Linked DNA regions of Homo sapiens: region 2 is linked to region 1. A link is a loop called in an ENCODE intact Hi-C map of the cell type or tissue named here. Cell type or tissue: IMR-90. All regions are shown on one strand. Links, peaks and the distances in the headings refer to the core of each region. The heading gives the core; the rest is flanking DNA. Region 1 overlaps LOC101927518 (a long non-coding RNA gene). Region 2 holds the start of LINC00506 (long intergenic non-protein coding RNA 506).

What was found. Hi-C counts contacts between places; a loop is a spot of excess contacts. Peaks named below come from ENCODE experiments on the same cell type or tissue, not always from the same donor. Only the 100,000 strongest peaks of a DNase experiment are listed, where the experiment ranks them.
Region 2: it touches region 1 in a loop (3-fold over the local background); 7 of 110 quality-filtered maps call a loop at or near these places.

Annotation. Positions count from the first base shown.
Region 1 is chr3:86,700,744-86,703,669 of GRCh38, forward strand. The region is part of intron 1 of LOC101927518 (a long non-coding RNA gene); the gene reads left to right. Among named protein-coding and RNA genes, the nearest start is that of LINC02070, 220 kb to the left of the region's middle. In IMR-90, for the core only: a CTCF peak has its summit at 1,815 (motif pointing right); no DNase peak of the experiment used is centred there.
Region 2 is chr3:87,088,231-87,091,156 of GRCh38, forward strand. LINC00506 (long intergenic non-protein coding RNA 506) reads left to right here and starts at 1,050. Exons shown (of 3, transcript NR_104153.1): 1 at 1,050-1,377. RefSeq lists an enhancer at 1,021-1,070. In IMR-90, for the core only: no CTCF peak of the experiment used is centred there; a DNase peak (open chromatin) is centred at 1,531; H3K4me3 peaks cover 1,061 bases; H3K27ac peaks cover 1,271 bases.

The DNA of each region.
Region 1 (2,926 bases), core at 318-2,817:
TCAACACATCTAAAATTTATACTATTGTTTTATGTAGTCTAAGACAAGGAATATTAACATCACATCAAATGTTTAGAAATGCTAGAAAATGACAATGAACTTTGCTTAATCCTTTCTTATTATTTTTACTATAAAATATTCTTAAATACAAGTTTATTATTCATCTATTATTTACTTATGTGCTAAAAGACATAAAATTAATACTATGGAAGTAGGATTTATGGGAGAAAGCATTTATTTATAAGAAAATATAGATAATTATGAAAAACAAATAAATTATACATGTTTTATTTCTATTTATTTTCAAATGATTTAAAGACTTTGTCCATTTAGATTTCTAGCTGCTTTAGTAAAATGCTGTAAATTGGATAGCTATGTACAACAGAAATTTATTTCTCATGGTTCTGCTATGAGATAGCAAGTAAGTTCTACTCTTTCCATGAGTTCCTTAATACCACTCTTTCCTTCTTGTTCTCTACCTTCTCTAAAATTTTAACATAACACTTGTGTTAATACTACAAAATTTAGCACTTGATTATTTATTATCTTCTTCACATGTGATATTATTAGATTAATCATTTCAGGGCATAGACAACAAGCTGTATTTCCTCAGTAACCCTAAAAGAACTTGAGTTTGCTAATTTCAAAAATGGTGATAAAGCTAGTTAAGGAAATTCCTTTAAGTGAATATCGATATTCTTAAAGTGAAGTATCAAAATTTTTTTTAATTACTCAGTTATCACCTTAGGAACCCCAGGAAAGTGGATATGACAAATGAGTAAACAGTGTTTAAATAGCGAAAAAGGATATATTAAAGAAAATAATTAAAGATCACCACTTGTTCTCTCCTGTGAGAGTGTTTGGATTAGTGGCAAATATTTAAACAGACAGAGACAGCATTAAGGTGGTAAGAACAATGCAAGGAAATTTAGAATACATCCGAAGGTACAAGAACTAAATGACACAGAAAGGAAAATTCCGATGAGATGAACAGGGTTGTAGAAGGCATACGAAAAACAGAATTGAGAGGAAATTTTACAAAGAGATACTGAAACAAAATAAAGGTCAAGCACCAAATGTCTTACCAATAGATACACTATGAATGGAGATGAAAAAACACTAACAACAATACAAGATCAATGTGGCCTCAAAGGCAAAGAGCTAAACAGAAATAAAGCAATGGAAATCACACATAATATTCTTATTTTATATGTTACTGAAAAAGGATAGTCAAGGAACAATGAGAAAATATGCCAATGTTCCACTATTAACAAAAGACTATGACTTTGCACTTCAAATAATCACAAATGAAAATATACAGTGAGAATAAGTGTTTCTGAGAAAATAAATTAGCTTCTTAATTTAGCAATAAAACAAAAGTTTAAAGATTCCAAGATTGAGGTTTTAGAGTAAAAATATAGAGTATATATTTTTATTTACTTGAAATAGAGATCTCAACTATTAATGGCTTTCAAAAGTATTAAAAACTTTTTTCCAATAATAATATATTACAACATAAGCAGTTATATTTATAGGAAATTTTTTTAAGTTAAGATATTCTTTTTTCCATTTATAGATTTTCTAGGTCGTCTGTAATTTCCCTTTGAGAATAATTTTACTGCTTACATAAAGGTTTTTGAGTAGATTATTATTTTACTTGCACAAATGCAAAGTGTTAACGTGTTACAGCTACTCTATCTGTAGTAGCTTCAACTTAGAAAAATGTGTACCCTCTGAATCTAAAAGTTGAAATTATTTTTTTTAAAAAAAGGAACCTTTAAAAATGTCATTTTGCAGCAGTCCACTAGATGTCACTCAAGATAAGGTTCCCCCTCTAACAGCCCCAACTCCCCTTTATCTTTAAAAAAAATAAAGAAGTAAACTCTTAATTAACTATTAGCTCATTATTCTTATTTGACAGATATAATATATGGGTTTGTATTAATTCAAATTTTGTTATTTCCTACTGAAGCTTCAGGTGCATGTCTGTTGCATATAAAGAAAACTTTAGGATTAATAATAAATTTGGTTTATTATACTAGGGAAAAAGTAAGATGGATGTCTTTATTAGAGTGAAGGTTCTGTGAACAAAGCAATTATCTGGAGCTTAGCCTTTAATTTCCAGTTAGGTATGTGCAATTAATAGAAATCAGTTCAAAAAATCAGTCTTACCAATTGTTTTGTATTGATGGGCAAGTTTTATTGATGAGTGACTCATAATGTCATATTTGAGTTTGAGCTTGTTTATGGTTTTAAATAGAGATTATGCTAGCAAGATATTTTCTATCGTGAAGAAACTACAGAATTGGCATAGATTGATACCCTTTTCATCAAAAATTTATAAAATCATCTGCTTGACATTGTACAAGGTCTCCACTTTCTGGTTTCATAGCAGAACTCGCTACTTGTTCCTCAAGAAGTTTGGGGAGCCATGCTTACAATCTGACATATTGGTATGCAACAGAGAGGACTTAAGTAATAATCAACTGTGCTTACTTTGTCTCTTTAAAATAAATTGCATATCACTTTTTAAAATTGTAGCTTGCAAAAATTTTTCTTTTTTTTTCTATTATACTTTAAGTTCTAGGGTACATGTGCACAACATGCAGGTTTGTTACATAGGTATACATGTGCCATGTTGGTTTGCTGCACCCATCAACTTGTCCTTTACATAAGGTATTTCTCCTATCCCTCCCCCAGCCCCCATCCCCTGACAGGCCCTGATGTGTGATGTTTCCTGCCCTGTGTCCATGTGTTCTCATTGTTCAACTCCCACCTATGAGTGAGAGCATAAGGTGTCTGGTTTTCGGTCCTTATGTTAGTTTGCTGAGAATGATGATTTCCAGCTTCATCCATGTCCCTGCAAAAGACATGAACTAATCCTTTTTTGTGGCTGCATAGTATTCCATGGTGTATATGTGCCACA
Region 2 (2,926 bases), core at 143-2,642, 390 kb after region 1:
TTATAGTCTATAAGATGAACATATCATAACTTATCTAATGTTTCTTGTTGTGGATAAAGTTGTTTTCATTTTTTTCTTTTACAAATAATAATGTGATGAAGATCTTTGTAGGTTATCAAGACTTCATATAATTTTTTGAAAGATCCTAGAAAAAGATGGATCAAGTTCAAAAGTATTTTTAAAGTTATTTACATATTTTGTCAAATTATTCTCCAGAGAAGTTGTACTACTTTTCCCTCCCTTGTACACAAGACTGTGCAAGAGCCATCAACGCTTCTCGACCTAAATATTAACATTAAAGATATTTTGGACCAATTTAATGGTGAATGTTATCTTATTTTAATAGTACCAAAGGATAAGTACAAGATTCTGCATTGTGGGGAGATTGCGAGACAAATGAACTTTTAAAAGATATTTGGGAACAGACGAAATGGCCTGCTCTGCTGAGAAACTGAAAGGGCTTGAGACCCAGAGTGAAGCGAAAGGAAAATAAAATAGCACTTTGGGATGGAAAGGGGACGCCAGCACACCCCAGGTCTGTACCCCTGGCCTCGCAGTCTTCGGGGTCCCTGACAGGCAGTAGGGCTCAAAAGGAAGCCAAGTGCAGCTGCAGGGGGCTTCTCTCCGAGGGTCGCCCCGCAGTCTCTGGGTTATGATCCCCACGCGAGTACCTGGGAGTTCCCAGCCATTCGGCCCCTACAGAAGGACCAGGCAGAGGAATTTCTGATTCATGTGTTTTTCCGTGGGATGCCAGAAAGGGAGTTTTGAGAGCTCCTACACCAGCTTAGCTTGGGAGCCCCTACGCAACAACCATCCAGGTCCCGGAAGATGCCAGCTCTGCCTGGCGCCCGCAGCCCAGATCTCCTGCCCGGAGTACGGGGGCGCGGGCGCAGCCACCAAAGCTGAAATGTGACCGCGTCCCGGTCCCTTCCTGCTCTGGGGCGCGAAGCTGCCAAGAAACCGGCTGCGGTCTCCAGGAGGGGCCAGGAGGCAAAATGGAAGGAAGCGCTGGATCTCCGCGGCGGAAGTCATTCTTATGCCCTGCCAAAGGGTAGAGGGCAGCAACCGACTTGTGCGAAAGGAGGGAACGTGTGGGTCTGCCAGGGTCCTGCAGGGGGGATGAGACCCTCGCTCCGCTCCGGCGATCCCTTCGCTCTCCACCCTCGGCCAGCCCCTCCTGTCCTCCATCAGGCCTCGCTGAGGATACCTCCTGGGTTCCAAAGCGCGAGTTGAACCTGAGCTTGACATTCATTCCGTCTCGTACAAAAGCCATGCCTGCGGGGAGAGGGAGAAAATTTCCTACAGGAGCCTCAAGACTGCGTTTCAGGAAGCCCTAGGACCCACTGATCCTGCAGCTGCGCCTCTCACTCGCCTCAGGTTTGGATTAATTGTCACTTTCTGTTAAGCTGACATTTATGGAGGGCCTAGTGCGTCCTGGGTGCTGCGCTATTTAGGCTGTTGCACAGAGGAGTGGCCAACTCCAGCAAGGCTCTTGCTTTGCTGCTTCCCCATTCTTCCTCCGCCTGTAATCCAGACAAAAGCCCACATTGTAACCAATCCAGGGGCAGCTTAGCAGTGCCAAGCAGGCAGCTCAGAGGCCACTGGTAGGACAGGGCATGATCAACAGGCCTCCTGATATTTTCTAACATACGTATTAACAAGAAAGAGGAAATTAAAAAACGAAGATGGACAACAGAACTTCACTCTGACTTGAGTGACTTTTATCCTCATTTGGATAATAGTTTTCAAAAATTATTTGTGAGTGTATATGTGCTATTCACAAAGCAATGGCTACTGACCCAACACGTATTTACATCTCTTCTTCATTATTGCATTTCACTCCGTAAATGTCTTAGCCTAGACAATCAACAAAGCCATAAACCAAATCCTGATTTGTAGCATTTGCTGACTTCTGTGTTTAAATTACCCATCATAGGCGATTTTAAGTTACAATATGTAGTCGTTGAATACAGATTTGGAGAGAGTCACAATTGCACACTCTTTTATATTTTTCCACCTAAAAGGTACAATAGACATAAATAACTCTAAGAACACAGATAACAGCAAAATGTAGCAACTAATTAGGAAGAAATGAATTTTGTGTCTCCATTACTTTTCCAGTAAAATTCATCTAACAAGTGTATTACAAACAAGTGTATGCAATTGAATTTTAACTCAAAATTTTAGAATTTGAACAATTGATGCTAGTTAGGGTGTGAGCTAGCTCCAGCACATAATCCTGTCCCGTGAAGAGAAGTTTTATGGCTTACATTTTTAGATATATCTAAGTTTACTGGAACTCAAATACAGAACAAAATCCCACCAAAATTAACATATACTGTCATATATAAATATATACACTTTTATATGTGTACATATATATGTGTATACACACTTTAATATATGTATATATGTATATATACTTTATGTATATGTTTTACATATATTTTTAATATATGCATGTATCTGTATATATACTTTTAATTAACAGTCATGTTACAGAGGGCCTACTCTGACAGAAATGTACATCTCTCAGAATCATTATCATCCAGTGCAAGTGTCAGCTAACTACTGCCAATAGGCTAGATATCTCTAGCTTGCCACCTGGTTTTGTACTGCCAGAGAGCTATGTATGGATTTTACACATTTATACTGTAAAGACCATTATCTTTTCCACATGAACAGTTGCTTGAAGAGTTGAGGGTATTGGCAGTAGCAACAACAGACAACTAAAGAACAAAGCAAATATCCAGTATGTTTAGATGAGTTGGCAGCAATGCTGTTATTTCCTTGAGGAGTTAATGTTGAGTTTGAAGTCACTAAAGAATCATCTCCTATGAATAGTCTGCTGGGAACAACTATACATGAGAATATTTTTAAAGAAGTTGAGAAAATATGAATTCATTACAACCTGAAGTACAATCTG